Linked DNA regions of Homo sapiens: region 1 is linked to region 2. A link is a loop called in an ENCODE intact Hi-C map of the cell type or tissue named here. Cell type or tissue: heart right ventricle. All regions are shown on one strand. Links, peaks and the distances in the headings refer to the core of each region. The heading gives the core; the rest is flanking DNA.

Region 1 (10,863 bases), core at 1,625-9,624, 340 kb before region 2:
CGATGTCCCTACTGTGCTCAGCCACTGGCTGAGGTGGCTGTGAAATCATGATATTGGTGCAAACACATGGTGATTTCAGAGCACAGCAGCCGGGGATATCCCTCAATTACACTCCCTGCAGTAGATCTGAGAGGAGCCTTTTCATGGCCTCCACAGTCTTACTTGTTAGTCAAGACTTAATCAAACAAAAAATTTGATTTCCTTCAACTCCTCAAGTGTACTTTAAGGTCCTGTTCTGTTTCTGGACTCTACACTTTTCCCCCCTGCAGCATTCTCCACACTGAACCGGTCCCCCATCCTTCCCCTTCATAAATGACTCTACATGGGCTAAATCTAGGTACAGGGAGGCCTTCTCTTGAGCCGCCCACTGAGCATTCTATCTCAAGGCCCTGCTCCCACCTCAAATTCAGCTGGTTCTAAACCAGACTCATCATCTCCTGAAAAATATTCCTCACTTCTCTCCTTCCCTCCTTCCTTCCTTCTCTCCTCCCCTCTGCTTTCTAAGGGTCAGAGCTCTCCCAACCTCCTCCTGCTCCTTCCCCATTTCCCCTCAGAGGCTTCACCCAGTAAATCTCTCCGATGTCTCACCCTGTCTGGGCATCTGCTTCTCAGAGGACTTGACTAACATGAGACTTAAATCAGCCCATGAGTGGGGACTTCTCTCAATATTTCTTTGGCATTTCTCACAGTGCTGGACAGCCAGACTCTCTCCTTGGGAATTACATAATTGCACATGTGGAATGACTTGGGGAGACCCAAGGAAGGTTTCCCCAAGTGTGTGACCCCTGACACCAACCTACTATGTGACCTTAGCCAACTTACTTCACCTCTTAGCCCATTAATTTTCTCACCATAAAATGAGTGGTTAAATTCAATGTAAATTCACACAAAGTCCCTGTGCTGATATTTAGAGTAAAACCTGTTTGGTAGATAAGATTTATGTTACAAAGTTGGATAGGTAAAGAATCTTGCAACTTAGAAACAAAGGAGGAGAATAATACTCAAAAAGGAGGGAGGGGATATGAACTCAACAATCTTTCGGATTCACCACCACCATCCTGCTTTATGTTTCATATTTTCAGTTTTGGAAAGCATTTCATGGAAATTGTGAACTTACTGCTAAGTGTTACATAGGAATAGATCAGTGTAAAGTCAACCGAGTTTCTTGAATTTCACCTACCATCATTTTTCCTGAAAGGTAAAAGGGAATAGAGCAGGTGCATTCCTTGTCAAAATTAGAGGCATTTTCTCGCAGTTTTGCACAATTTGCACATATTCTTGTGTAATTAATCTGTCAGGCAAGGAAAAAAATGATTAATTAAAAGGTTACATGGGTACATACCTTAAAATTCAAATCTGGAGTCCACCCAAGTCTCCGCCTGTCTGGGTCAGGGGCATGGAGTCTAGGACACGAATGGGGCAGCCCACTGTGCAGGGCCAGTATTTCTGGGGATGTTCAGGAGGCGTGGGCCTTCCCACAGTCTTTCATCTGGGGACTTGGCAGCATTTTGCCACTGGCCCAGAGTTTGGTGTTTCTGTTGCCTATTTATATAACCTGTTGTGATGAAGCTTTACCCTCGATCATAAAGAGGTGTCAGTTGCTAGGAAGGTATTAGTCAATGACTCATGAGAACTAGGCTTACAGCCTGAGTCTAATCAACTTTATGGGGAAGTCACTTCACTGTTTTTCCATTCTATTGTATGGAAGATATTTATACTAGTGAATTATTCTACATGGCATCCAGAGGAAGTTATTAAAAATGAACAAACAGAAAAAGAAGTGTTTCCAAAATGTAAGATTATTGACGTATGTTGAATTATTCTGGTTCTAAAATGCTGCTGCATTCTGTTTTTTAAAAGTAAAATTCTGTGAAAAATGGTTTAATGGACTCCTTAAAAAAAGGAAAAAAAAAGGTAGTATGTCCCAAATTGGTGGCTCCTGTGAGCTCTGGCTGAGGCACTGCATTCTGTGAAGATGCAGCTAGAAGAGTAAGGAGGAGAGGCTCAGGCGGGTGGGCACAGGGCTGCACTGCTGCCTTATCTGCAAGAATGTTCATCTCAGGGGCCCTGGGGCTGTCCTGGATGCTGCAGTGGGCTGCTTCTGGCTTGCCCTCACTGTGTTGAGGAGTGATTAGACGATTATGGGAGTGCGGAGAAGCAGGGAAGCAATGGAGTGGCTTTCCCCTGGGTAAGGTGCTAGTAGAAGTTAGGATTCTTTTGGAGAGAAGACTAGCAAGGAAGACAGAAGGAATTTGCATCCTTGTAAAGCTACTAAGGGTTTTGAAGCCCAAAGGTGAAGTGTGAACACTAAATTGAAGACTAGTGAAAATGCTACACTTCATTGTACTTAGATGCTTATATGTAGCTAAATCATTCTTTAAATACACAGCAAGGCTTGAACTATTATTTTGAAAATATTTATGCCATTTCTGTTTGTAGACTACATTTCAATTTATAAAAAGCATTAAAGAACAGGGCTGTATCCCAATGGAGAGACAGCATACTGAATGGTGACTGAGGAAACTGGGGTTCTAGTTCAGCCAATCTCTGACCTTGAGTTAAGTGCTTAACCTCTAGAGTCCACATTTCGCCCATCAGCATCATTTCATGCAGCAATTAATTGATCTGTGAGGTCATTGTAGTATACATGCTACTTCATGAATTCCTCTTGTGAGTTCTATCAATGTAGTATTCAAGAAAATATTTCATGATCAAATAATTTTTGAGTAGTTGATATCTATGGTGCTTTCTTGCCTAAAAAATATCCCTTATCTATTGTCTATGCAATGATGGTATCCTCAGTTTGCTACTTGAGTGGACTTGTACATGAATAGCTATGAGATGGAGCAAAGATCACAGTCTGCTCGTCATAGAATTTTGGAGAGGCAGAAATTATTCTTGTTTAAAGTGAACTGCAGAGAGAGCACATCCTTGTGTCCCAGGGCTGAGTGAGAAGAGGAAAGGCTAACTCAGAAGTCTTTTCTATGATGTTTGTGCCTGATCACATTGGCCTGGAGTGTGCACTCTATATTATCACCCAGTGATACACTGGTTAATGAAACACTGGTTTTCGAGTATAAAAATGAAGTGTCAGAAGCAATCCTGTCTGAAGCAACTAAAGAAACAATGTTAGTTGGAAAATGCCCATAGATTTCATGAGATAAAAGCATTCTGTTTGTGGAGGGGCCATGGCCAATAGTTGGTAATGGAATGAGGTCACCTTCTCATGCATGGGCACCTCTTAGTGAAGGCTGCACTCCACAGTGGGGGGGTGGGGGGCAGGTTTGCAAGGGAGGGAGTAAGAATGACATGGAAGGAAGAACCAGAACGAAAGGGATTGGTGAGGAAGAAAGTAGAAAAGTAAATTGCATGAACTCCGTGGAAATGGACATCAACGTTGTGAGCCCATTCCTTTGCTATCCCCTTCAGCAAGGCAAGATTCATCTCCTCCTGCCATTTTGCCTGTGCCACATGGTGGAGCCTGGTGGGAGTTTACATATAACACTGGAGGTCTTGCTGTCATTTAATTCCTAGGGAGATAAGCGGTGGGAGCTGGAAGTGGGGAGGAAAAAATGTTAAGTAGAGAGGCAACAGAGCAGTGTGCTTTGGGAGGAAGAGTAGAGCCTGAAAAGACATTTTCCTCTTTGGGTTCCGCACTATCTGACCTAGTCCATTCTTTCAATAAGTGTGTGCCTATCACATACTGGGCAATGTGCAAGGAAGAGGGTGGTGAGGCAGCTGGCTAAGCTCTCTGTTCTTACCACGTAGTATTTTACCTATTCTGTTCTCAGCTCATTGAGGGCACAAATCCACTCTTCCTCATCTTACTCATCTGCATAGTCAACAGAACCTGTAGGCACCTTCAGACACTCATAAATTTTATTTTATTTTGAGATGGAGTCTCGCTGTGTCACCCAGGCTGGAGTGCAGTGGCACAATCTTTGTTCACTGCAACCTCTGCCTCCCAGGTTCAAGTGATTCTCCTGCCTCAGCCTCCTGAGTAGCTGGAATTACAGGCATGTGCCACCATGCCCGGCTAATTTTTGTATTTTTAGTAGAGACAGGGTTTCACCACAGCTGGTCTTGAACTCCTGATCTCAGGTGATCCGCCTGCCTTAGCCTCCCAAAGTGCTGGAATTACAGGCATGAGCCACCGCACCCAGGCGACACTCATAAATTTTAAACCAATGTTGGTAGACTTGGCCTTAATCTTAATTTTGCCAGCAGCCATGTCGGGAGAGGGAATAGATCAGCTTTCCATGGTTACTTCTTGCAGAGTGGAGCTCATGCGGTCTGGGATGTCCAGAAATCTGCCTGGAGTTGATATGGATGAAACATATACTTAATAATTAGACTGAATATGGGCATGGCCAATCAAGCCTTAGACTAGCTCTTGTCTTCCCTCTCTAGACCAGCTTCAGGGATTCTCATCCTCCAACAGCTTATTAAGTTGGCAAAAGGCTTGTGCCTGAGAGGTCTGCCCTTAGCACCAGCTTTTCTCACTCTGAGTAGAACTTAGCTTTGCTAAATATCCTTAAGATGCCAGAAAGACTTGGGCTCTTGTCTTTCCTGGATCTCAGAGGGAGTTCATTTGCAAAGGGAAAGACACAATGCTTGAATGTGGGGCAATATTGAAGATCTGTATCTTGGACACTTTACTCTTTTTATCAATATGACTCATGGGTCTCTGGCAGTCATGTGGCCTTGACTCTCCTTCTTCCCCTATTGGTCACTTGCTCTCTTCCCTGCCAGCATAAAAAAAAAAAAAAAAGAAAGCTTCAGCCAGGCATGGTGGCTCACGCCTGTAATCCCAGCACTTTGGGAGGCCAAGGCGGGCAGATCATGAGGCCAGGAGTTCAAGACCAGCCTGGCAAACATGATGAAACCTCATCTCTATTAAAAATACAAAAAAATTAGCCGGGTATAGTGGCAGTCGTCTGTAATCCCAGCTACTAGGGAGGCTGAGGCAGTAGAATTGCTTGAACCCAGGAGGCGGTGGTTGCAGTGAGCCAAGGTCGCACCACTGCACTGCAGCCTGGGTGACAGAGCAAGACTCCATCTCGGAAAAAAAAAAAAAAAAAAAAAAAAAAGCTTCTAACTTTGTCAATCCCTTGTACACAAATATGTCTGAGCTCACTGGCATGAGAGTAACTGCCCTCAAGAGGGAGCAGAGATGAACAAAGCCACTCTACACAGGCTCTGTCACCATCTGTGCTTGCCAGCAGAAACAGGGATGTTCCCGTCTTATCCATACCCTCTTGAGGGCCTGTGTTCTCAAACTAACCATTCTCACGTATGGTGCCAAAGCTGAACATTCTCAGAAACTGCATTCAAATTGTAAGATGGGACAAACCTCTATTTCCTGAGTGCTCCTTGCAGACAATATAAGGATGATGCCCATACAAAGGCAGAATATTCCTGTTGCGAAAAAGACAAAGAGGACTCTCCTGGCCGTGAAATATAGCCGGTGGATGGGTAACTCCTGCTGCTTCAGGGCAGAGTTGTCTAGTAATCTGGACAGGCAGTGCTGTGCTCTCTCCTCCATTTCGGTCCTGCAGGTGACTCGGATACTTTTGGGACATTTAGAACATTTTTACTCATAGTAATACCACATAATGGTAATGTGAAATGAATTATGTGAACCCTTCCTTTGAAGTTGCAAAGTCTTTCTGCTTCCCGGATTATTCCTTAACCAGAGCTGGTATTTAGCAGGAGCTCAGCTGTCTCCAACCAGCCATTACTGAGTATAACTGACTTAGGATCAAAAAGGTTCTTGTGTTAAATGTCATGCCTAGGATGGATAGTCCCCAGCAAGGTCTGCAGAAACCAACATCTGGTGACACTAGGAAGCAATCACGATGGGCTATTTCTGGGATTTGGTGAGTAATTCAAGGCAAGCCCTTCCTGAGAGGGGGAAATGGATTTATCTTTAGGAACTTGCCTAAATCCTTGGAGATTAATAAAAAAAAATAAAAGGGCTGTCAGCTTTTCTCCAAATGTGGCTGTTGCTTAACATGAATATAAACTAAATTGGAAAAATACTCTCAGATCATAGCTAACTTTGCTATTTGTGATAATGAGGAAGAGAGCAGCAAACAGGAAATTGTAGAACACAGATGTCTCATCTCAGCAGCTTCCAATTTCTTTTTCATCCACAAAAAAGGCTCTAGTAGAAAATGTGGATTAAAAACATCTCCTCCTAAGCTGTCTTAAGTGCATGCTTTGGGGTACCCCAAATGAGACAAGAGAAAGGAAGAGGAAGATAATCAATGAGATGTTCAATATTGAAGTACAGTATTAGGTCTGGTTTTGGGTTTTTTCCCTTGTTAGAAATCCACTAACATTAGTTTCCTTAGGCCATTAATAATTAATAATTACTTCTTTTAAAACTGGCATTTAGGATTTAGAATTAGAATTTTTAAAATTAGGGAGCATGTGAATTTCTAATCTTCCCTTTTAATTTACATTAGTCAGAGAAGCCATCCTGGACTATTTTTGTATCAAAGAAAGTAATGACTTTGGCAAATGTACCTAGTTTGAAAGAATACAAAATTGATGCAAATGCTTACACTAGGAAGTTTCCAATTCGGAGTTAAAGCTTTCCATTTACAAACTGTATAAAAAGCAAAATACCAACGGGAAATTTTCAGCATGACATTTGAATCTAATTTGGAGGTGGCAACTAGTACGGTTGTTGGTATCAAACAGCCTTGTGTGAGGAGATGGCAGTGAACACTTCTAGTTAACATTTACCATTTGTTTTACTAAATAAAACATGGTCAAGAGCTTGGGTTTAAAAGGCAGTAAAAGGCTATGAGATTAGATTATAAGAACAGGGTTGACCTACACAACATTGGGGTATGTTTGTGATTCAAATACTTATTCCAACATTGGATTGGATGGCATTATATTACATAGATAATGCCTAGCAAGAGGGTAATTACAGCAAAAAACCAATGAGAATAGTATTTCTTAGACTGTTTATAAAACAACAAAACCAACTAACTCAAATCCCAGACTAAAAGGAGCTTCACAGATAGTGTATTACTCAGGGTTCACCAGAGAAACAGAACCAACAGGAGATTATATGACCATATATATATATATTATAAGGAATTGGCTCACATGATTATGGGGCTGAAAAGCCCAAAATCTGCAAAGCTGATGTCCCAATTCAAGTCTGAAGGCCAACAGGCTGCCACAGAATCAGGAAGAGCCAATGTTTCAGTTAGGAGGCAGTCAGGCAGAATTCTCTTGGGGGGTTGGGGAGAGTCAGTCTTTTGTTCTATTGAGGCCTTCAACTGACAGGACAAGGCCCTCTCACATTATGAAGGGCAATCCTCTTTGCTCAGGTCTACCCATTTAAATGTTAATCTCATGCAAATATACCATCACAGAACACCCAGAATAATGTTTAACCAACTATCTGGGTATCCTACGGCCTAGCCAAGTTGCCACATTAAAATTAGCCATCACAGGTAGTAAGTACAAATATTTCTGGGACAATATTCTTGAGAGACAGCTAGATATACATTCTCCAGGTACTTTTATATTCATCTATTCCTCTCTTCTAAATAAATCTACTTTCAATGTGCAAATATACCTCATATGCATTGCCTTTCAATATTTCCAGAACAGGGTTCTTTTTCTCAGCACTACTGACATCTTGGGCTAGATATTTCTTTGTTGTGAGGGCTGTCCTGTAAGATTGTAAAATGTTTAGTTGCATCCCCGGCCTCTATTACCCATGTTTGAGAATCACTGTTCTAGATTGATACCAATACAACAATTTGTTAACAGCTGTTGTATTGTGGCATCACTAGAAATTTCAAAGTCTAGGTGCAGTGGCTCATGCCTGTAATCCCAGCACTTTGGGAGACTGAGGTGGGAGGATCACTTGAGCCCAGGAGTTTGAGGCTGCAGTGAGCTATGATGGCACCACTGCACTTCAGCCTGGGAGACAGAGCAATATCCCATCTTTAAAAAAAAAAAAAGGAAAAAAAGAAAAATTTTAAAGTGATTTCTAACTTGTCTTCATTTTTCCTTAACCACTGTAGATAACCTTCTCAGGCATTAGCAGACATTTGTATATTTGGGGTTGCCTTATATTTCGTTGTCTTTCCTATTAACTGCTGGGATGAAAATATATATGCTAAATATAAAAATATATATTAAATATACATTATATGAATATACACATGTAATATTCATGATAGTCTCATATTTTGGCGAATTAATAGCCGCTTGGCAGATTGGTCTGAATTCTGACAGCACAGACCACAGTGTCTTAATTTGCAAGTCTCTCCTCTGATACAATCATACTTGATGGCTTTTTTTCCACATTAATCTAAGACGTCACTTGACAGGAAGTTAAATGCCTCTATTGAGAAGGTATGTGGTCCATTTTCTTTCTTACCATTGGCCAAGAATATCTCACCTGTTAGGGTTAAAGGGATGAAAGTGATAGGGTTAAGTTTAGCGATAGCTTAATGTTCATTCTGTGGTGGTTTTTTTTCTTTTAACTTACTGGACTCTAGTGGGAATCCTGGAGAATGGAACCTACTCCTCTTTCCTCTGAGTTCCTGTGTGTGGATTTCAGGCCACAGAGGTGCAAGGTGCATGAACAACAAGGTGCTGGTGTGCAGGCCTGTGTGATTTCCTGGATTTTGACTTGCTAGCCTGTTAGGCTCATTTACAATTTCACAAAATTGGAATGTAGAATTTTATATATCAGTAATGGCATCTGTTTGCTTTCCTATCTCGTTTGCTGTATATGCTTGAGTCTCCAGATAAGTTGGGTGTCTTGAAGTGGATATGGGAGACCTGGGTCTGACTTCTGGTTCTGCTACTTAAACTAGTGTATGTCCCTTCTCAGATTTAGTTTCATTGTCTATACAATGTGACTTACTTTTTCTTTTGGGACTATTTCAGTGATTAAACATGACAGCTTATATATAAATGAAAGTTGTAAACACAGTGCTTGGCACAGAGTGGGTAACCAATCAACATTATTTAAATGAGTAAGAAAAGTGAATTTGAGCAAAAAAATAAAAAACAATACTATTACCTTATAACTCATAGAATAAAATAAGTATCAATGAGTCCATACTGATGTAAATAAATAATTGAACAAACAAGGAAATGGGGGAAAGGAGATAATTCTTTCTTAAAGAGGAATTCTGTAATAAATGTAACACATGTTGAAGGAATGAGAAAAATAGAAAAACCATTACAGTAATGGCTGTCGCAGGCAAGAACTACCAATATTTGCTAGAATTAGCAGGCAAAAGTTTGAGGAAAAACAGATATTTGTATAGCCTCAAAGTACTGCCCCTAAAATAGATATTAATTACAAAGGGAAAATAATAACTTTATAGAAAAAACTGGCAGATACCACCTTAGCCAGGTGATCAAGGTTGACATCACTGGTAATAAGACATATTAACATTATGTACCCCTGATATAATAAATCCAGAAGGACATACTCACTTCTGTGGTATTCTGGTCAAAAAATGCATAACTTTAATCAAATCATGAGAACATTACAGACAAATCCAAATTGAAGGACATTCTACAAAATACACGATGGATACTGTTCAAAAGTGTGAAGGTCATGAAAGACAGGGAAATACTGAGGAACTGTCACTGGTCTGAAGAAACCAAAAAGATACAACAACTAAGTAAGTGCAATGTGGGATCCTGCAGTGAATCCTGGAATAGAACAAGGACATTAGTGGAAAAATTGGAGAAATCCAAATAAACTCTGTAGTTTAGTTAATTATACAGTACCAGTGATGACTTCTTAGTTTTGATAACTCTATTATGGTTATACAAGAATTTAACACAGGGAAAGCTCAGGGAAGGGGATATGGGAATTCTCTATTTTTTAAACTTTTCTATTAAGCCTGAAGTTTCAAAATAGAAAGTTTTTAAAAAAAAGTTAATAAGACAGCTGTAATTATATTGTTGTCTTTTTATACGTTTACAAAGGGCCAAATTCACTTGATGCTCTTTCTACCACTACCCTGCTGATGTGGTTTGGCTGTGTCCCCACCCAAGTTTCATGTCGAATTGTAATTCCCAGTGTTGGGGGAGGGATCTGGTGGGAGGTGATTAGATCATGGGGGCAGATTTCCCCCTTGCTGTTCTCATGATAGTGAGTTCTCAAGAGATCTGATTGTTTAAAAGTGTATAGCACTTCCCCCTTCACTCTCTTGCTCTCTTGTTGCCACAAGATGTGGTTGCATCCCTTTCATCTTCTGCCATGATTGTAAATTTCCTGAGGCCTCCCCAGCCATCCTCCTGTACAGTCTGTGGAACTGGAAGTCAATTAAACCTCTTTTCATTATAAACTACCCAGTCTCAGGTAGTTCTTCATAGCAGTGTAAAAATGGAAGAATACAAAAAATTGGTACCAGAGAAGTGGGACATTTCTATAAAGATACCTAAAAAATGTGGAAGCAACTTTGAAACTGGGTAACGGGGAGAAGTTGCAACAGTTTGGAAGGATCAGAAGAAGACAGGAATATGAGGGATGTTTGGAACCTCCTAGAGACTTGTTGAACAGTTTTGACCAAAATGCTGATAGTGATATGGACAATGAAGTCCAGGCTGAGGTGGTCTCAAATGGAGATGAGGAACTTATCAGGAACTGGAGCAAAGGTCACTCTTGCTATGCTTTAGCAGAGACTGGTGGCATTGTGCCCCTGCTTTAGGGATCTGTGTAACTTTGAACTTGGGAGAGATGACTTAGGGTATCCGGCAGAAATTTCTAAGCAGCAAAGTGTTCAAGAGGTGGCCTGGTTGCTTCTAAAAGCCTATGCTCATTTGCATAAGCAGAGATAACTTATATTTAAAAGCAAA
Region 2 (10,863 bases), core at 1,122-9,121:
CCTCACTAAGGAGTTAGAGAGGTACCGGCATTTCAGTAAGAGCCTCAGGCCTAGTCTCAATGGAAGAAGAATTTCCGATCCTCAAGTATTTTCTAAAGAAGTTCAGACAGAAGCAGTAGACAATGAACCACCTGATTACAAGAGCCTCATTCCTCTGGAACGTGCAGTCATCAATGGTCAGTTATATGAGGAGAGTGAGAATCAAGACGAGGACCCTAATGATGAGGGATCTGTGCTGTCCTTCAAATGCAGCCAGTCTACTCCATGTCCTGTTAACAGAAAGCTATGGATTCCCTGGATGAAATCCAAGGAGGGCCATCTTCAGAATGGAAAAATGCAAACTAAACCCAATGCCAACTTTGTGCAACCTGGAGATCTAGTCCTAAGCCACACACCTGGGCAGCCACTTCATATAAAGGTTACTCCAGACCATGTACAAAACACAGCCACTCTTGAAATCACAAGTCCAACCACAGAGAGTCCTCACTCTTACACGAGTACTGCAGTGATACCGAACTGTGGCACGCCAAAGCAAAGGATAACCATCCTCCAAAACGCCTCCATAACACCAGTAAAGTCCAAAACCTCTACCGAAGACCTCATGAATTTAGAACAAGGCATGTCCCCAATTACCATGGCAACCTTTGCCAGAGCACAGACCCCAGAGTCTTGTGGTTCTCTAACTCCAGAAAGGACAATGTCCCCTATTCAGGTTTTGGCTGTGACTGGTTCAGCTAGCTCTCCTGAGCAGGGACGCTCCCCAGAACCAACAGAAATCAGTGCCAAGCATGCGATATTCAGAGTCTCCCCAGACCGGCAGTCATCATGGCAGTTTCAGCGTTCAAACAGCAATAGCTCAAGTGTGATAACTACTGAGGATAATAAAATCCACATTCACTTAGGAAGTCCTTACATGCAAGCTGTAGCCAGCCCTGTGAGACCTGCCAGCCCTTCAGCACCACTGCAGGATAACCGAACTCAAGGCTTAATTAACGGGGCACTAAACAAAACAACCAATAAAGTCACCAGCAGTATTACTATCACACCAACAGCCACACCTCTTCCTCGACAATCACAAATTACAGTAAGTAATATATATAACTGACCACGCTCACCCTCATCCAGTCCATACTGATATTTTTGCAAGGAACTCAATCCTTTTTTAATCATCCCTCCATATCCCCCAAGACTGACTGAACTCGTACTTTGGGAAGGTTTGTGCATGAACTATACAAGAGTATCTGAAACTAACTGTTGCCTGCATAGTCATATCGAGTGTGCACTTACTGTATATCTTTTCATTTACATACTTGTATGGAAAATATTTAGTCTGCACTTGTATAAATACATCTTTATGTATTTCATTTTCCATAACTCACTTTAATTTGACTGCAACTTGTCTTGGTGAAATACTTTAACATTATAAAACAGTAAATAATTTGTTATTTTTACCATTGCTTGCTGAATTTTCTTTTGGTCATTCTGTGTTATATTTCTGCATGTACAATAGAATTTTGTCTTTTGCTTATAGTCTCTATTAATTCTTCCTTAAAAACAAACAGGACCTATGTCCCATTTATGGTCAACTTCTAATCACATATTAGAGGAGAGAAAAGTGGTTCAAATAAATAAAAATTACATCTCTTTGATTTCAAAGTGAACTATAAGATCTTTCAGAAGCAAACATAACTTCATGCTTGGGATATATTTCAGTATCTCTAAGAGCCCAGCACAGTGCTTAGACTACATTAGGAACTTAAATGTTTATAATAATGAAATAAAATACTACCGAATAATTTTGGTTTTCATGAGCACATAGAAGCAGATGATAAAATTAAAAAGCTCTGACATGTGATAGGAAGCCAGAGAAAGTACATTTGGAAATATAGTTACATTGACAAATCAAGAGTTGACTGTATTTCTACCAGAGATCAAACCTCCCATAGAACATGTATGTCTACAACCAAATCTGGAACCAGCCACTGTGACATAAACTCTTGAACACTCTACTTCAAAGCAAAAAAAAAAAAAGAAAATGTCATTCTTGTTTCTTTTTCCTATGGGGTTCCCAAAACAGTTTGAATTACTTAATGTAGGTGCTACCTACCCTGTTCATAAGGGGCCTGCATTCAAAAGCTTACAGTTTTTTTTTTTGTTTTAACCTCTTACAGTTTTTTTTAAACAAGCAAATAAAAGCCAAAGATAGTTATGAACATAAGCTATAGAAAAGGCATATTTAAAAAATACAGTATGTTAGTTGAAAGAAGTAATATAGTGTGAATTTCTTCTGTGATTATTATGCCATTTACAATATAGATGAGAATAACTCAGCCGAATCCTCCTAGAAATTCTGATATCTGCCTCATGGGAGTCCCTGGGGATAATCCATACTTCTGAGCAGAGAACAACAGCTTTCAGGGAACATTTAAATTACAAGTATGGTCCCCAAGTCACATTCCAAAACGACGATTTCAGACAAAGTAGCTTATTGCCATTTCCCTTTTTCTAACCTCATAATTGTTAATTTAGTGTGGTTAATTTTATTGCCAGTTATTGATTTTAAATACAATTCATTTAGACATCCAGGCAAACTGTGAAGATCTTTAAGAATAAAAGGAAGCTTTCACAATTATCCTCCTTTCCCCTACAAAATCAATTTCATGATAGTAAAGCGAGGATTTGTTGACAGAAACACTTCCATGGTGACGAACTGCAACACCAACGCTATGGGCTTGCATCATCATTAAATAAATTTGGATGAAAGCTGAGGCTGCTGATGAATGAGAAAGCTTCTGTTTAAACACATTTATCTTAGGAATCAACAGTGACCCAACTGTATTACAAAATACATGATGGTCTAAATGTTTATTAAAACTGTTTTTAAGTCACCTTGGGCCAGAACTCTAGAAGGAATGGCAAACTTAATTTTAGCTCTTTCAAAACAGACAATGATAATGCTGCTGCTTCATGAGATCTTTTTCTAGTTACTGAGAGTGGGTACATGTAATATTTTGGAAGGCATCGATCAACTGATCATAAAATTATGAACAATGGAAATCAGAATTTAAGAACAAAGTCTTCCCAACTTTGTCACATAATGGCATAAACAAAACACATGCTTGTGTGGCACTGGGGGAAACAGATAAAGAGGCAGAGATAACCAGCCAAGGGATTCCCATCACCCCAGGTTCCTCTTGGCTGTCCCAAGTGCTGGTGGGGGACGGGGGGAGGGAAGAAATCCATTCTTGGCACACTTGTAACTAATAGAGTTTGGGAGCCAAATTTGGGCTATTCATCAGCCCACCCATTTTGAAAGGATTCAATTTCTTATGTGAGCTACAGAAATTCTCTATAATAAAGTTAACACCATAAGTCTTGTGTTCTATTATGATAATGCACAAATTCTCATTTAATCATTTGTTCCAGATTTTAACTATATAGAGGCTTCCTAAGTAGTTAATCTAACATAACTGGAAATTTACCAAACTTTCAAGGAATACCTCTTTTAGAAGTACCTCTACTGGGAGGATTCCTTCAGTATAATAATTTGTATCAGCATCAAAATAAATTTTAGGAGACAGATTAATAACGTGTAGATTATTACAAGTGTTACTAATTAAAGTTCATAAAGGCAGCATAATTTCTGCAAAACATCTTTTTTTCTATAGAATTACACCTAAAATGACACAATGTAGATTTCTGGCCTTTAATTTTGAAAAGATTTCTTATATTTTTTTGTGTGCGTGTGAGAGAGGAGAGAGAGAAAGAGATTGGAAGATTACAGAACTTCCTTTTTCATTGACAGATAATCATAGAACTCCCCCAAAAACCAGGAAGGAAAGAGGAAGTGACACTGGAAAATCTTCAGAAATCTTCATATGAAATATGTGGGGGTGGAGGGTTGTATTCTTTGGTCCATGAGGGCTCACAGAAGATAGACTGTTTTTTCGTCTCTCTGAAAAACTCATACCATTCTTTCATTGGTCTAAGTCCTCGCTTCAGAACGAAGTTTCATTTTACTCACATTCCCACTATCTCTTTAACTCTTTAAAAGGTAGAATCCTATCACAGATTCGAATGATTTTATCATGTTTTTTCTATTTAAAAGCAATGGCAAAACTTTCCCCAGGAGGATGCCACTGCTCTCTAGGGGCACTGACAAAAATAAAATTGTCATCCTTACTAGAAGGACATTGTGCATTACTACACTTGAATCTGTACACATAAGAAAGAATCTTGATACTTGTTCAATCAAGATCATGATAAAATTACATACACTCTTTGTAAGGTCTCCACAACTATATTTTACAATGCTAAGACATTAGGCTTGGGGTCTTCATGACACCAGTTTTATTAGTCCATTTTTATACTGCTATAAAGAATACCTGAGACTGGGTAATTTATCAAGAAGAAAGGTTTTATTGACTCACCATTCCTCATGGCTGGGGGAGGCCTCAGGAAACTTACAATCATGGCAGGAGGCAAAGAAAAGCTAAGGCACATCTCACCTGGCAGCAAGAGAGCGAGAGAGTGCACAGGGGAAACTGCCACTTTTAAACCATCAGGTCTCATGAGAACTCCCTCAGTATCACAAGAACAGCAGGGGAAACCACCCCACGATCCAAACGGGGATTTCAGTTAGGAGATTTGGGTGAGGACACAGAGCTAAACCACATACATAACCCATAAAGGATAAAATTAGGGGAGCTGTGAGATGGTCATAGAAGGGATATTTTATCAAAAATTTTAGAGATTTGTAGTCTAAGGATTCTATGGTCTTTACTGGTTGAAGTAAAACTCCCAATAAAAACGTTTTAGTAGCTTCTTTGATTCTGAATATTTACAAAGTGAGTCTCCTTTGAAATATGTTAGACAAAGGCAGGGAAAGACCTTTAAATTAACCAACACTCTAGCTTTTTCCTATACCCTGGTTTCTGTTATTAAGATTTTTTTCCTCCAAATAATCATTTTGCTTTGTAATCCCAAGAGAAAAGATAGGCAAAAATGCATGCCCCAAAACTCTTATAGATCAGCGTATCTCAGAGTAAAATCCAAGATACCTGTGTGAGAATCCCCTGATATTAAGTTCCACTCAGAGCTATCCAATGAGAACCTCTGGGGGCGTAGGGCCCAGAAAGCTGCATTTTAACAAACTCTTCTGCTGGTTAATTGTGCCCTAAAACGGTACTTCAAATTTTGATCTTTTTCTGGGCTAGCAATATGCTGTAAGATACTCTCTCCCAGTGCTGGGTAGTGGCAGTGAGCCACAGCTCCCAGTCAGCCACACAATCATGAGGGTAAACAACCGATACTGTACAGCAGCAGTTCCCAATTTGGCACAAGGGACTGTTTTCATGGAAGACAATTTTTCCATGGGCGGGGGGTTGGGGGGATGGTTTCAGGATGAAACTGTCCACTCAGATCATTAGGCATTAGCTAGAGTCTCATAAAGAGTGCTCAGCCTAGACCCCTCGCATGTGCAGTTCACAATAGGGTTCGTGCTCCTATGAGAATCTAATGCCACTGCTGATCTGACAGGAGGCAGAGCTCAGGCAGTAATGCTCGCTTGCCTGCCACTCACCTTCTGCTTGCCGCTCGGCTCCTAACAAGCCATGGACTGCTACCAGTCCGTGGCCCAGGGTTTAGAGGCCCCTGCTCTACAGTGTGCTGTGTTGCTAGACAATTTTGCCCAATTGTAGATTTATGTAAGTGTTCTCTGAGCATGTTTAAGGTGGGCTAGGCAAAGCCATGATATTCAGTAGGTTAGGTGTATTAAACATATTTTCAACTTTTAATATTTTCAACTCACAGTGGGTTTATGTGGTTCTAACCCCATCATAAGTCAAAAAGCATCTGTATTGACAAGCACTGGCAAATGTATTCTGACCATAGTCCCTCTCTTTAAATTACATCTGTAGTAGGAAATGTGGCTATTCTACCCTCTAGTGGCTGGCATGACAAACAGAAGGTTTATTCTCCAAGTTTTCTTTTTATTTAAAAGGAAAGCTCAATAAAAACTTCCATTTTATTGGGTGGGAAGATTCCCGGTTTTATAACTGTAGCAAAGCATAGATGCCTAAATCTTTGGCTGAGCTAAAGTAGGCTGTCTGACACCTACAAGGTCTGTTTCTCTCTCAATCCCAGGCCCTCAACTTAAATCTGTAGCATTTCTTGGGAAGGGTCCAGAACACACATTAAATAAGGCAGTTAGATGAACCAAAACAAAGGACTCCATTCAACTTATGGCACAGTGAAGCAAATACAAGAAAGAGCAAGGAAGACAAGTAGTTTACTAAGGTTCTCAAACCTTAAACCCCATTTAAATTCATTTTACTTAAACTTCAAGCCCTTTCCTTTCCAGCAGATGGACCCTTTCCATTCCTCAAGGTACATCAAGAAGGGTAAGGCTTTTGGGCAGTCAATATATCAGAGCAGCCATCCCCCAAAGGCAATGCTGTAGGGTAAGGAATCTTGAGGGAGTCTAGCGAGTTAACTGGCCAACACCTCTAAGTACTTCATAATTTGATAATGAATTAACACCATTTACATGGGAGCACTTACAAATCTGTCAACATTCCATCAGGTACCAGGTTTTACAGTTAGAATGCCACCATAAAAATGTATTCAGGAATAACCTTTGGCATTGCAGTCAGCCATTCCAGGGATAATCACTTTTATTTGTGGCATCATTTAAAATTTCATTGTCAAAATTGTTGATCAAGAGAAATAAAACTTATCTTATTATTTGAGGCAATATTTTGAAAAACTGAAACTAGTTTTCTTATTTTAGTGAGTTCTTCTTCCTCCTCATAGCCAAATGGTCCTGGTATGATATTTGAGGGGTTACCTGAGACCATCTTTTTTTTTTTTTTTTGGCCTGTTTTAATTTATTTATTTCAATAGGTTTTTGGGGAACAAGTGGTGTTTGGTTACATGAATAAGTTCTTTAGTGCTGACTTCTGAGATTCTGGTGCAACCATCACTCGAGCAGTGTACACTGTACCCAATGTGTAGTCTTTTATCCCTTACACCCCTCCCACTCTTTCCCCTGAGTCCCCAGAGTGCACTGTATCATTCTTATGCCTCTGTGTCCTCATAGCTTAGCTCCTCCTTATGAGTGAGAACATACAATGTTTGGTTTTCCATTCCTGAGTTACTTCACTTAGAACAATAGTCTCCAATTCCATCCAGGTTGCTACGAATGCCATTATTTCATTCCTTTTCATGGCCGAGTAGTATTCCATGGTGTATATATACCACATTTTCTTTATCCGCTCATTGACTGATGGACATTTGAGCTGGTTCCATATTTTTGCAATTGCGAATTGTGCTGCCATAAACACACTTATATGCAAGTATCTTTTTCATATAATGACTTCTTTTCCTCTGGGCAGATACCCAGGAGTGGGACTGCTGGATCAAATGATAGATCTACTTTTAGTTCTTTAAGGAATCTCCACACTGTTTTCCATGCTCGTACTAGTTTACATTCTCACCAACAGTGTAAAAGTGTTCCCCTTTCACCACATCCACACCAACATCTATTATTTTTTAATTTTTTTGATTATGGCCATTCTTGCAGGAGTAAGGTGGTATTGCACTGTGGTTTTGATTTGCATTTCCCTGATAATTAGTGATGTTGAGCATTTTTTTATATGTGTGTTTGCCATTTGTATATCTTCTTTTGAGAATTGTCTATTCATGTCCTTAGCCCATTTTTATGATGGGATTGCGCCTGTTTTGTTCAGCTCTTTAAAGGCTAGCCATATTTGGACAACTACAATATACAAATATAAGCCCTACAGACCTACAAAGCCTACCTCGTCCTCAGCCATTCCTGAGGCTTTTGGATAGGTGGAGGTGAGGTTACTAATGAATATTCATGCCTGTGGTGGTTACAAGCTAATACAGAGGGAATTGAGACTTCCGAGAGAGGACCTTTTAGAAAGGTCTAAACAATAGAGGGAGTTATCTGCTGTTCCGGCAAAAGGCAAAGGTGGTTGGTTATCTACATTATTTTTCTGCCACAGGCATAGTAGAAATGGAAAGCTCCAGTTTATCTGAAAACTCTAGTTTATAATTTGATATATTTGAAAGAAACAAAGGTACAATGTATTAACACAAATATAATTGTTCAAATGTACATATACTCTGGGCCAATCTGTCAATCAAGTGAGTGGAAACGATCCTTATGCAACCAAACTTGTGTCTCAGTGACATGCGCAGTGTCTTAGTATGCAATATGTTTTCTTCAAAGCATCACATGTACACAATCGATCAATCCACTGATCATGACACATTAAACTGTGTACCTCTTACTTGCCACTGGGGCAGATATTATGGAGATGAAAGATTCACTGCCCTTGAAGAGCTTATTAACCTGGGCAAAGAAATGAAACAAGAGTATCAGACAACATTTAATCAAGTGGGAAACTGTCAATCTCTACCAATAAACTGGAGATTAAGGAAGACCACAGTAGATTAACAAAGCCTCAGTTAAGTGAAAAGATTGGGGGAAGGAGCACTGGAGGCAGGCAAATAGATCAGGTTCTAGTTTATGCCTTTTCTAGTCAGCTGTGAGGCCCTGGACAAGTCATTTAACCTTTGTGAAATAAGCGAATTGAACTTGGTGATCTTTAAGATCACATCTGGTTCTAACTTCCAATGACTTCTGAATTTGAAGTCTTGCCACCCTCCTTAAATCATTTAAAATTCCTTTTGGGAAATAAAGTTGGAGCATAAATAAGCCAACAACCTGCATGAGTTTCTTTCCTCCAGAAATTAAACTTCTTCCTCATTTTTCCACTTACAGATGTCAAAACTACTAGATGTTTCCTTCTCTAAGATTCTATGAATTGGCTGGGCATGGTAGCTCATGCCTGTAATCCCAGCACTTTGGGAGGCCAAAGCGGGCAGATCATGAGGTCAGGAGTTCAAGACCAGCCTGGCCAACATGGTGAAATCCCATCTCTACTAAAAATACAAAAATTAGCCGGGCATGGTGGTGGGCACCTGTAATCCCAGCTACTTGGGAGGCTGAGGCAGGAGAATCGCTTCAACCCGGGAGGCAGAGGTTGCAGTGATCTGAGATCACGCCACTGCACTCCAGCCTGGGCGACAGAGCAAGGCTGTCTCAAAAAAAAAAAAAAAAAAAAAAGATTCTACGAATTAATTTCTTTTACCCCTAATCCTATCAGCTTTTTCTCCCCATTATTCTTTCAACTTTAGGACTATTAATGGTTTTGGCCTGGTAACTCTTTGTTGTGGGGAAGAAAGAGGTGTTCATGCACTGTATAATGTTTAGGAGCATCCCTGGCTTCTACTTACACACCATGTAGCATCCCCCAACTGTGACAATAATATCTCCAGACATGGCTAAATATTCCCTGAAGGGCAAAATCGCCCTCTGGTTAAAAATCACCACATTAAAGAGATGGACCAAGTGACTCTATAAGAGTTCCACTCTTATATAACACTGTGGGAAAAATCTGACAACTCATATGAAAACTCTTATGTCTGGTGTCTAGAGATGAGAACCTTGAATCTGATGAAACATAAGCCTCAAAGCAACTTTAAAAACCTATACTGAAGAGTTTTGTTGCATAATTGTTTCCACTTACTTGACAGACTGGCTGAGAGCATGTTCATACTTGAACATCTATATTTGTATTATTACAGTATTTTATACTTCTGTCTCTTTCAAAGATACCTGAATTCTAAACTAGAATTTTCAGGTCAACTAGAGCTTTCCATTTTTCATGTGCCCTTGGGAGAAATAAGAGTCTAGAAACCAACCACCTTGGCTTTAAATGGAGTCGGGGGAGAAGGGAATTGGTTTTCAGCAGGAATCCCAAGAATTGAAGAGATAACTCTCTACTGTTTAGACCTTTCTAAAAGGTCCTCTCTGAGAAGCTGCAATTCCCTGTGTATTATTAGCTTATAACCACCACAGGCATGAATGTCTTCTATTAGGATACAGGCTTCCTTCATTCCTCAACCAATCACCTACAAGAATGAACCAACAAATATTTATGAAGCATGCAATATTGCTCATTATTGTGCCAGGCAGCTATGCAGATGTTAAAGTTTGGAATAAAAGGTGGGAGTTAAGGGGTAGCTTAAAAGGTAACTAAGAGCTCAACACAGAGAAGGAACTATATAGACAGTAAGTACTACAGGATTTTAGAGGAAGAGCAGGTTACTTTCAGGTGGGATTTGGGGATCAGGCTTCAGAAACAGATGAGAATTGAGCAGGGGATACAGGATGGGGAAGACTAGGATATAGAGAAAAAAGAAAGGTGCTCCAAAGAGGTGCCCACAAGGTAAAGGTGTGGGGGCAGGCAGGAGGGCAGATAATCAACATTCAAGGAACAGTGAGCAGTGCAATGTGGATGAAGTTGAGATGGTTGGGGCAGGGTAAGGCTTAAAGGGCAAAGACCTGTTGATTGTGAAGAACCATGAATACAGCACTAGGGAGTCTCTGTGTCTTCACAGAAGGTTTCTGCATAGTGAGGTAACATAAAAGAGAGGGCAAAAAACAAATCCATTATACAATATTATTTTATTTTACAACAACCCTAGAAAGTGGGTATTATGACAACTTTAGGGATAAGTAGATTAAAACTCTGACATATAAGGAAAGCTGTTCCAGGTCATTCTGTTAGTATGTCACAAAACTGAGGAGTGAAAACAGGTCTGATTCTGTTGCCCCATTCTCTTTCCGTGGCAACACACTGAGTTGCAAGGGGTTTTAAATTCATTATAAGTTGAATTTGATCCTTTCCACAATCTGTGGTGACAGACAGATTGTCTAATGTTACCTCCTTGTGCTCCACCTCACAGATCTGCCACTTCAGCCAGAAC

Evidence for each region. A loop is a pair of places that touch in the nucleus more often than their neighbours do. Peaks named below come from ENCODE experiments on the same cell type or tissue, not always from the same donor. Only the 100,000 strongest peaks of a DNase experiment are listed, where the experiment ranks them.
Region 1: it touches region 2 in a loop (2.5-fold over the local background); 2 of 110 quality-filtered maps call a loop at or near these places.

What each region holds. Positions count from the first base shown.
Region 1 is chr3:100,180,369-100,191,231 of GRCh38, reverse strand. CMSS1 (cms1 ribosomal small subunit homolog) reads right to left here. Exons shown (of 10, transcript NM_032359.4): 10 at 9,500-10,863. It also overlaps the pseudogene TMEM30CP. Among named protein-coding and RNA genes, the nearest start is that of FILIP1L, 71 kb to the right of the region's middle. RefSeq lists an enhancer at 4,573-4,867. In heart right ventricle, for the core only: a CTCF peak has its summit at 5,150 (motif pointing right); no DNase peak of the experiment used is centred there; H3K27ac peaks cover 3,568 bases.
Region 2 is chr3:99,838,516-99,849,378 of GRCh38, reverse strand. All of the region lies in intron 1 of CMSS1 (cms1 ribosomal small subunit homolog), which reads right to left. FILIP1L (filamin A interacting protein 1 like) reads left to right here. Exons shown (of 6, transcript NM_001387850.1): 5 at 1-1,084. The region is part of intron 1 of LOC105374010 (a long non-coding RNA gene); the gene reads right to left. Among named protein-coding and RNA genes, the nearest start is that of HP09053, 20 kb to the right of the region's middle. RefSeq lists an enhancer at 5,383-5,884. In heart right ventricle, for the core only: a CTCF peak has its summit at 5,942 (motif pointing left); a DNase peak (open chromatin) is centred at 5,274; H3K4me3 peaks cover 479 bases; H3K27ac peaks cover 5,349 bases.